Linked DNA regions of Homo sapiens: region 1 is linked to region 2. Evidence: chromatin contacts called from ENCODE Hi-C or POLR2A ChIA-PET data. All regions are on one chromosome and are shown on one strand. Each heading gives the region's core, a stretch centred on a gene start or an enhancer-like site at or near the end of the contact. The rest is flanking DNA. Distances are from core to core; before and after follow the strand shown. Region 1 overlaps KIF1B (kinesin family member 1B). Region 2 overlaps KIF1B (kinesin family member 1B).

The links. Hi-C counts contacts between places; a loop is a spot of excess contacts on that map. ChIA-PET counts read pairs that join two places held with the same protein, here RNA polymerase II (POLR2A). Pooled maps may share reads with other maps.
Region 1: a loop to region 2 is called in a map of dorsolateral prefrontal cortex, with 2.7 times the contacts of the local background. The contact joins two enhancer-like sites. A Hi-C loop is called at or near these places in 2 of 168 maps with a recorded cell type or tissue (dorsolateral prefrontal cortex and endothelial cell of hepatic sinusoid) and 2 of 50 pooled maps. POLR2A ChIA-PET finds 5 or more read pairs at or near these places in 7 of 52 experiments (CD4-positive, alpha-beta T cell, H1, K562 and 4 more).

What each region holds. Positions count from the first base shown.
Region 1 is chr1:10,337,596-10,342,570 of GRCh38, reverse strand. KIF1B (kinesin family member 1B) reads right to left here. Exons shown (of 49, transcript NM_001365951.3): 32 at 2,712-2,802; 33 at 403-521. Among named protein-coding and RNA genes, the nearest start is that of PGD, 59 kb to the left of the region's middle. Within about 2 kb of position 2,575, at least 7 of the 41 ENCODE cell types and tissues checked have a DNase peak (open chromatin) inside an H3K27ac peak, as active enhancers do; they include dorsolateral prefrontal cortex, where a contact is called at or near this core.
Region 2 is chr1:10,377,185-10,382,000 of GRCh38, reverse strand. KIF1B (kinesin family member 1B) reads right to left here. Exons shown (of 49, transcript NM_001365951.3): 49 at 398-4,816. Among named protein-coding and RNA genes, the nearest start is that of PGD, 19 kb to the left of the region's middle. RefSeq lists an enhancer at 3,787-4,287 and a silencer at 4,335-4,434. Within about 2 kb of position 3,359, at least 17 of the 41 ENCODE cell types and tissues checked have a DNase peak (open chromatin) inside an H3K27ac peak, as active enhancers do; they include dorsolateral prefrontal cortex, where a contact is called at or near this core.

The DNA of each region.
Region 1 (4,975 bases), core at 1,326-3,825, 39 kb after region 2:
ACACCAACACTCTGCCATCATCAGAAAGGCCCACTGTTGCTTTCCTCAGCAGTTGTGATGACTGTACTTAGAGCTTCTGTTTCATAAAGCTGTGGGCATTAGGAACAATTTTTAACAATTTTCATGTTATATTCCTATTACCTCAAATTTCTACCATATTCAAAGTCTCTTCCTACAAAAAGATGGTATTTGAGGTCACCTGGTCAAAATTTAATTTGCTCTATCTAAAATCAGTGATTAGGTGGCTATAAGATGATAGTGAAGTTTCTAAAGAGGAAACAGGGTAATATAGAATACTTATTTAGTTATCTTAATCCCTCAAAAGATTTCTTCCTTTCCAGCAATTGAGAAACTAAAAATCAAAACAATACCATCAAAAATGTTTGCTTATCTGGTCCAAACCTGTTAAGCTCCTGTCCTTGCAGATGAAGTGGGTGCTGCTGATAATGCCCAAAGACTTCAAATACAATAGGCTTGGTTTTGATGTAATCCACAAATGATTCAGTGATCTCCACTGCAATCTAAAGCCAAGCAAGATTAGGAAAAGATTACAAGAAAATACACATTTTTGCTTCAATCAGAACTTTAGTACGTATTTTGGGTTTTTTTTTTTTTTTTTGAGGCAAGGTCTTGCTCTGTAGCACGCAAACAAGGCTCATGCGGCCTCACCCTCCCGGGCTCAAGCAATCCTCCTGCCTCAGCCTCCGGAGTAGCTAGGACTACAGACATGCACCACCATGCCTGGCTAATTTAAAACAATTTTTTGTAGAGACAGTATCTCACTATGTTTCCCAGACTGGTCTTGAACTCATGTGCTGAACTGATCCTTCTGCCTCAGCTCCCAAAGTGCTGGATTACAGGCATGAGCCACTATGCCTGGCCCAATTTTACTGCTGCTGAGTGTCCAGTATCTGCTGGGTATTTTACTATGCAGGACTCTTGCAACAAAAAACAGGGGATCCCCTATGTTGTTTTTAATTCTAAAGTAACTTTTCCCAGCTTCAGGTATTCAAGATCTTCCATACTTTGCCTCAACTGATCTTGGCCCCTGTTGTCCTTCCCACACTTACTATTCTGGCTCACTCACTCACCTGCTGCTCCTTTCACCTGCTCTCTCCTCAGCTGTGCCAAGGACTGGCCCAGGCTGCAACCCTGCCTGGAAGGCCCTTCCAGCACATCCATGCATGTACTGACTATGGCCTATGTGCCAGGCACAATGCCAAGTTTGACACACCTTTTCTTGCTTATACTACATCCTTCAGGGAGCTTCCTATCCCCTTTCTCCACCCAACTATCCTCCCCAACAAAAAGTAACTTAAAATAGCTTTCCATTAATAGAAATAACTTTCCCTTTCTCCACTCCCACTGCATTTAGTGAATATTTTCTCATGTTCATCTTTGCATGACTGGTGTTTATGTATGCATTTTATTTCCCCTATCGTAATTCGAAGCTCACTGGGAGCATCTGAGATTCATCTGCATTCCCCAGTTGTCAGGCACAATCCTTGTGCACAGCAGCTGATCAAAGTTTATCAGATACATGCTTGCTTATATTTATACCAACATGAAAAAGAAGATGGCATATTTTGTGTTTGCTTGTTCCATCTTTGAAGTTCTCCTTTCCTCTCTTACTTTAGAGAGCAGACATGGTTAGCAAGAGAATGAGAGACAGTTTCATGTAGTAGTGAATATCCTGAATACCAGAGCTAAATTTCTCTGAGCTTAAGTCCTATCTCTGCCTCTTGTAACACTGATGAGTAACTTTATTTTTATTATTACTTTTTTATTTTTTTTGAGATGGGAGTCTCGCTTTCTTGCCCAGGCTGGAGTGCAGTGGCACAATCTCAACTCACTGCAACCCCCCCATCCTGGGTTCAAGCAATTCTCGTGTCTCAGATGGGATTTCACCATGTTGGCCAGGCTGGTCACAAACTCCTGACCTCAAGTGATCCACCTGCCTCGGCCTCCCAGAGTGCCGGGACAGGTATGAGCCACTGCGCCCAGCCTGATGAGTGACTTTAATTGCTCTATGCTTCAGTCATCTCAGCTAACACAGGGATTATCTTAATCTATGGTATAAAGGTAAAGATTAAATTACACAAAAACTCTCAGAACAGTGACTAACACAAAATAAACTCTCAGTGAATATTAGCTATTGTGATGAGGATAATGACTTTGGAATAGAGTTTGAATGAAATTTCACGTAAGAGAGGGAAGGGTCTGTTTTCTTACTCCACGTAGGAATACAGTTGTAAAGGGCATTAATGTGTTAATTATACTATCAGTTGCAAGGAAAACAGATCTAAATCTTAATTTAGCTACAGAAGGTATTTGATATTTTTTATGTTATTTGCAATCGAGCAACATAAGTATCTTAGGGTTTAAAGGACAATGCATTCACTTTAATAAAACTCTTATTAAGCATGCTTATTTTTCTAGGACAGAAACACTAAAACAACTCATTGCATTCAAACTGATGGAAGATTTTATTGGCAGACGAACCCACATTCACTAGGCCCACTGTAACACAGACAAGAAGGCTTGCTGCTCAGGCCGCTGTGGATGACCTCACCACTCTAGCCACGCCCTCTATTGTCTACTCTCCCCCTGCACAGCCAGTGACTTGTACCTCTTCTTATCACCCTTCCCGGGCTGAGAAAGCCAAGGTACCAGAAAAACATATGTTTGGCAAAAAGGTCCATGTCACTTACATTCTGCACATGATAAAAGGCCAGGGGACTTCCTCTGCCATTGTTTTTGAGGGGCTCCGTGGAGAATGCTTCATCATGGCGATGCAAAAAGCTTCATAAAAAAAATAAAAAGACTCGTGAACAATGCATTAAACGGTTTTATCAGAATCTCTTTCAAGAGCCCAATGTGGATCCTACAGAAAGAAGCATTCCACTTAAGCAGATTCTTTAAGTTATTTACTTTCCTTGTCAAGAACCTTTTCCATATTGCACAGAGGGCATTTTAGATTTTATTTCAAAAATGACTGAAAAATTAACTGACCCTGATCACTTAGCTATATGGAGGTATATGCAAGAATGCTTTAGAGAGAGTGAAGAAGTACATTCAATTAACTCCTCTTCCTTTGTAAAAGCTTTTTACTAAAAATAAAAACAATGTCATTTTGTACAGACAAAATTTAGCAGACTCAAGCTTCCACAGTTAGTGCGAGAGCCTGTGGATGGCATAGTTACATAAGAGTCTGTTGTGGATTCAAATGTCACCTCTTCCAGGCAGTCTTTCCTGACTTACCCTGGCAGCTTTGTGTTCCCACATTACTAGTAATGTTTTTTTCCTTAATAGCAATGATTTCACTGTAATAATGTATTTATATGCCTCTCTCCCCCAGACAGCAAGCGTTTTCCCACAGGTCTCGACACACAGAAGATACTCTGGAAAGATTTGTTAAAACAATGGGCTATATTTAGTTATTTTCACAGATAGTGAGATGTTATCGTTCTCTCTCTCTCTCTCCCTATTATTAGTCTGAAATAAAAAGAACTGCACAGTTAAAGAGGACCCAACACAAAGATTTACTGCCAGATAGAAAAATCCATCAGAAGGACACCCCTTCCATCAAGAAAAAATGGAGAAAAAGAAACTATTTTCAACTGGGGGGACAGACAGACTGGTAATATGAACTTGTTGTCTTCCAAATTAGTTCACCCGTCTGAGAACACTAGCATGCTTTTGCCAAGTGCTCCAAATCCCTGATTCCTGTATTGCTGGCACCGCAGCATTCCTGGGGTTCCCTGACGACAGGTGAACTCATTCACAGTGCTCTGCAGCCATACCTTCCCGGCACAGGCCAGAGGAGCGACTATAAAAACACAGGACGCCTTTGAGGCTGCTTTCAACAGAAGCAACATGCCCTTTTCCCCAGAGCTAACACCAGGTAGAGATGCTGCTCTTTTTAGGAGATTGTAGGACAAAGGTCAACTCACTATTATTGTCACTTCAGACATCAGTTAACCAAATAGATGTTTTCCATAAAACGTATCAGTTGCCTGATTAGAATAATAGCAACAGTTCCAAAAAACAGATTCATCTGGTGAACACTATCCTGCCCTAAGTTTGAGGGTATGAGTGAAAACACATTAAATAGGTGAAATCAATGCTCAATGGGTAATATTCCAACAACTATGACTTGTAGCAAATGATATTAGTGGCTTACTATATAGTGATCACATTTAATTTAAATCACATTTGACTCAATTTTCTGTGATAAAACCTATACAAAAGCTTTATAAACTGCACTAGGACCCATGGGACGGCCAAGGCACATTCTGAGGGGAGAGGGATGGCAGAACCCAAAGCAGCCTCTTGGTGGCACCAGTGGCAAACTGAGGGCGGTAGGTATGGAGGGGTCACACTTCAGTCTCTTGTACTGTGGCCCTTTCCAAGTACTGAAAAGACAAATTGAAGTTTGGAGGTATTAAAACTGAAGATTCACAAAAAAATGTTTTCCTGGGGCAGTCTTGAGAAGAAAGCATCCAGAGCACAGGGTTTGAGAGGGCCGCGGGAAAGAGCAAGTCCTATGTAGATGAGAAATGAGAGGTATCACATCTTCCCTACATACTAGCTTTTTTCAGTTGATGTAGAATTTATCCTTCTTTACATTGTTTAAATTTTCCTTTTCCCGAGTATTAAATAGGCGTAATTGCTAGCTAGATAAGTCATTGCTTTCAGGCTTATTAATAAGACATTTCAACATGAAGAGGACTAGAAAGACTCATCAACAGGCTTATGTGATCAGACCCTACATTCCTGGTAAAGGGGGACCGCTCACAGCAGAGCCCTGCAGCAGGATGTGCAGCATGCTCCTCCTGCCAGGGAACCCTGTTGCATTCCAGGACAGGTTTCTGGTTCTCACTCCCATAGGAGTGATGAAAGTATTTTCCTTCAGAGACTGATCAGTCTTTGTCTCAAGAGTGTTAATCCCTCACACATGTAAAGCACTCTACAG
Region 2 (4,816 bases), core at 2,110-4,609:
AGGCAGAGGTTGCAGTGACCCGAGATCACATCACTGCACTCCAGCATGGGTGACAGAGCAAGACTCTGTCTCAAAAAGAAAAAAAAAAAAAAAAAGAAGCCAACACAACACTACAGAATTATTGGAAGGCATACAAGGAGGCTTCAGGAGAAAAACAACAAATCTTCTAGCTAAAATAACCACTTACATCTTTGGGAGAAAAGTACTTTCAAAGAAACAGCACCATATTAGCTTTCTTGGTTATATAAAAACCACGATTTTGAATATCAGAAAGGAATACTTAAGCGATGATATCGTGACTTCTGTCTTAGAAAGGTATTATCTTTGCAAATCAAGAAAAGAAATCTTTGTGCAATTACCTTTCAAGGGGTGCAAGAATAAATGCACATCGAGAACCTTCTGATGCACTGGCTGTACCTTTATTATTTTTACCTCGTTCACTAACAGCTCCGTGACGCAAGGTTACCACACACAGTTAGATAGTGTCTGCATTGCACATCTAAGGCTATACAGCAAAAGAATCAGAATTAGTACAAATACAAGAACTATATTTACAGTCTGTATACTCAAGCTCCAAACATCAGATAATATTTACAAAATAAAACATGAAAATGAAAATCCAAAATTAATGTACATTGTTGCTAATGTGCTCAACTCCTTCACGGGGGAGAGATCAGTTTGCAAAGTCTTGGTTCAAAAAGGCCACTTATGCATTATGGGTTTTGTTGTCATGTGTGAGGATGGTGACAAGAGACTTGAAATCTCAACAGACAGGTACTTTAGAGCCACAAAGTCTAAGACGATGCCTTAAATACAAGAAGGCTGAGGGACTCCTCAAGTGAGCTGATGCCAGAATAGGCAGAATGAAAAAAAATGAACTCGAAGACATGAAGAACAACACACAACAGCCACGGTTTGGCAAGAGACCAACCTCAGCTCAGACTTTCCATCTGAGCACAGCCGTTTGGCTATGAGCTTTTTACTGAATTTTATAGCAACTCTGATTTCTTCCTTTAAATGATTGGAGGCTTTTTAAAGATCTTATGGGGCTCAAATACTAACTTCATAAATGGCCTTTTGAATAACAGCAGCAAATAATCTCTCAGCTGATATTTCAATTTACTAAGGAAGCACAAATTAAAACATTCCTGCTACACAGTCATGGTCTGGCCACACACTGGGGTGAATCACTGGCCCTGGTGAACAACTGTAGTGCACACAAGTTAGAGTCCTATGTAAACACATCCAGCAAACCTTCTGGGAGCAGCAGCATCATGAATCTTTTCTTTTTTTTTGAGACGGAGTCCTGCTTTGTCACCCAGGCTGGAGTGCAATGGTGCAGTCTCAACTCACTGCAGCCTCCACCTCCCAGGTTCAAGCTATTCTCCTGCCTCAGCCTCCCAAGTAGCTGGGACTACAGGCACACGCCACCACGCCTGGCTACTTTTTGTATTTTTAGTAGAGACGGGGTTTCACCATGTTGGCCAGGCTGGTCTCAAACTTCTGACCTCAGGTGATCCACCTGCCTTGGCCTCCCAATGTGCTGGGATTACAGGCGTGAGCCACCACACCCGGTTGAATCTTTCAAGAGGCAGGTTAACAATCACATTTTTAAAAGGGAACCGAAAGGAAAACTGAAAGACCTAAGTCAAACAAGCCCTGATACTGTCCATTGGAACCCGAGCGGGACACAGCACGAGGGAAATGCAGAAAGAGTACCGATGAGTGTGCACACTGGAGAATCCTTTCTCTCCAATCCACTGTGCAAGTAAGTATAGCTGGATAAATATACATAGACCTGACAAAATTAAATATCCCTGTAAATTAGACAATAAGCAGCAGGCAACAAAGTCTTTGCTTTGGAATATGTGCCAGGAAAAGTCATCTTGTTTTTAGATCTCAAGAGACAGTTCACAATGACTTAGTTCCTTCATCTGAAATGAGCTGAAAAATCCATAAAAAATAGGAGAGTTGTCTGAAGTCTATGTGACTGAAGGGAAAAAATATATAATAGTGGTTTCTTAGTTGGGAAACTCACTCCATTGCCCCTTGCCGTCAGCACGTTTAACAACGAGCTGGGGCTCAGGTGCCCGGCCACTGCCACAAGCACCCCTTGCCTGTGCTCCTGACTAGCGCATGGGCTGGCTGGCCCTGCACAGTCCTGGCCTGAGCGCTGACTGACTCCCAGGAGGGCACACAGACACAGAGAGGGTCTGAGCACTGATTTGGGGCTGGTGGTGAGGCCATATTTTGCTTTGATGGGAGAAAGGAGGATGAGAGACAGAGGAGGAGGTGATTAGTATTAACTAGCACTTATTTCTCTGAATTTGCCTAAGAATTCTCTTTCCTGCCTTTTAAAGTTTTTGCTTATTTAAAGGCGTGCTTTAAGAAAATACATAAAGGTGGTTTCCTTAAGGGCTATGTTTCTTAACTTTCCCGCCACAACAGCAACAACTAGAGCCTCATAAACAGTTCCTGCCACAAATCTCTCACAGCCTCACAGTGGGGATGGTTCTGTCGGGCAAGGGAGCACCCACCCTGGACGTGCTGGGGACCAGCAAAGGCTGTCTGCACCTGCCAGCCGCAGCAGGGGCGCCCCAGAGGGTGAAGAGCACGCAGGACACGACCACTCTGCTCCCTCTGGCTCCCTAAGAGGCCTTCTTATTCAGGCACGCTATGAACAGACAGTCCAGTTTGGCCTGTTCTAATGTCTGACGCTTCCAAAGCAAAGACTTTCCAAACCAGTTTTGTATGAGTTAGAAGAAAAACAAAAGTCATTTCAGTGTATCACATAATTTCACTCTCTCTCAGGCTTCCCACCGTCCTGTGTCACAGACATGGATCCTCTGTCACACTCTGTAACAGCAGCATCAATGACTTAATTTTAAAAGTGACCTTCAAATTCCATCTTCATTTCCCTGAAATTAGATTTGATTCCAGTCCAGGCAGCCATCTCTAAGCACCGACAGATCCTGCTGGTTTGAATAGAACCGGAAGGGCATATTGTGTCCATCAGACAATGAAACTTCTAACTACATTAGAAAATCTCACATACCACTTAGAAAACAAATAACATCACAGTTAGTGACCTATGTTTTAACAGGAAGAAGAAAGTTAAAAAAAAAATCCGCCATAGAGTTTCCGCGGGTCACTTTTCAGGTGCAGACGCAGCCTGTGATTCTATCCTTTCCTTTCTCTCTCCGTGATTCACTTTTCCTCCTCTTCACAATGCAGTGATAAGGAGCGAAGCTGGGAGACCTGTTCTTCAGAGATGAGCCCAACCAGGAAGTGAGAAACAAGGTTGTGGATGATGACACAAGTCTCCCTAGCAACAACTCTGCAGAGGCGCGCAAGCCCCTGGCCTTTGCTGCGTGAAGCGGGAAGTCATCCAGCTGCCTAACGCCTGAGAGTCAGCAACCTCAAGGCCGAGGACTCACCAAGTGGGAGTGAGCAGATACTTTCCTGAATGCCTGAGCAATGGTGAAACAGAGAGGTCTGAGCAAGGGAAGTAAAGGATGGTGTAAAACAATCCCAAGACAACTGGCAAAGCAACTGAAGTCACTGGAGGCTTTCTTTTTCCCCTCTCATCCTGGAAAACTTACTGGCAGCTGAAAGAGACAGACTTATCTTCTCTGATGATCTCGGAAGCCAGATGACCTGGTCTGTCAGAAGGAAAGAAGACTGTCCACAGTGAGCTTCCTCCTTTCTCCCTGGGCAGTGTTTCCACACCAGATGGAGAGGAGCAGGGAACACGCAACAAAGCCTGGGGCCCGGGCTCCCTGGACGTTCATCCGTGCCCCTAGGCATATTGTGTTTTGTTTGGAGTAGTGGTCACGGTTAGTTTTAATCCTGGGATCCAGAAAGCAAAGCCTGCCACATTTGCTTATTTATGAGTATAGAGAGCATCACTGAAAGCATCTTCAACCTGACAAGCATCAATGAAAACAACTGCTGGATTCAGAGGGAGACTTCCAGGTTTATGCCTGAAAGCTATATTTCTTTGATCAAAGGGAGCTGTAACAATCACAAGGTCACTACCCAGCATTATTATTTTTTTTTTTTTCTGAGGCAGAGTCTTGCTCTGTCACCCAGGCTGGAGTGCAATAGCGCGATCTTGGCTCACTGCAACCTCTGCCTCCTGGGTTCAAGCAGTTCTCCTGCCTCAGGCTCCCAAGCAGCTGGAATTACAGGCATGTGCCACCATACCCGACTAATTTTGTATTTTTAGTAGAGACGGGGTTTCATCATATTGGCCAGGCTGGTCTTGAACTCCTGATCTCGTGATCTGCCCGCCTCGGCCTCCCCAAGTGCTTGGATTACAGGCGTGAGCCACTGTGCCCGGCCTGCCCGGCATTATCTTAATCATAACAATGACCATCAAGTTTATCACCAGAAAGTGAAACACTCCCGCCTTGTGGAACATTTGTGTATGACATGGCACTAATTCCAACTGTACCACCACCATCACTAATGCCAAAAGCAGAACTGAGACACTCCTAGAAAAGAGCTTCCCTCCCAACAGAGAAAAAACAGTGGGCAGGAATCCTGCTGTGAGGAGCTACAAGCATCCCACCGCCTGCTGCCATCACGGCCCACGGCCAAACCCTGGGGTCCCCTGAAGTCCACCAGAAGCATCCTTGGCATTTCCCTTCACACAAAGTCAAGAGCAGCCACTGTCCCAGGCCCACTGAAAAAGCCTCTCGTCTCCTCTCTACCAGTAAATAAAAATTCCATAATTATGCCGTAAAAAGCCCCAACTTTGACTCAGAATATAACTGTTGCAGTTCTATGCTCACTACCACCTTTTCCCTGAATG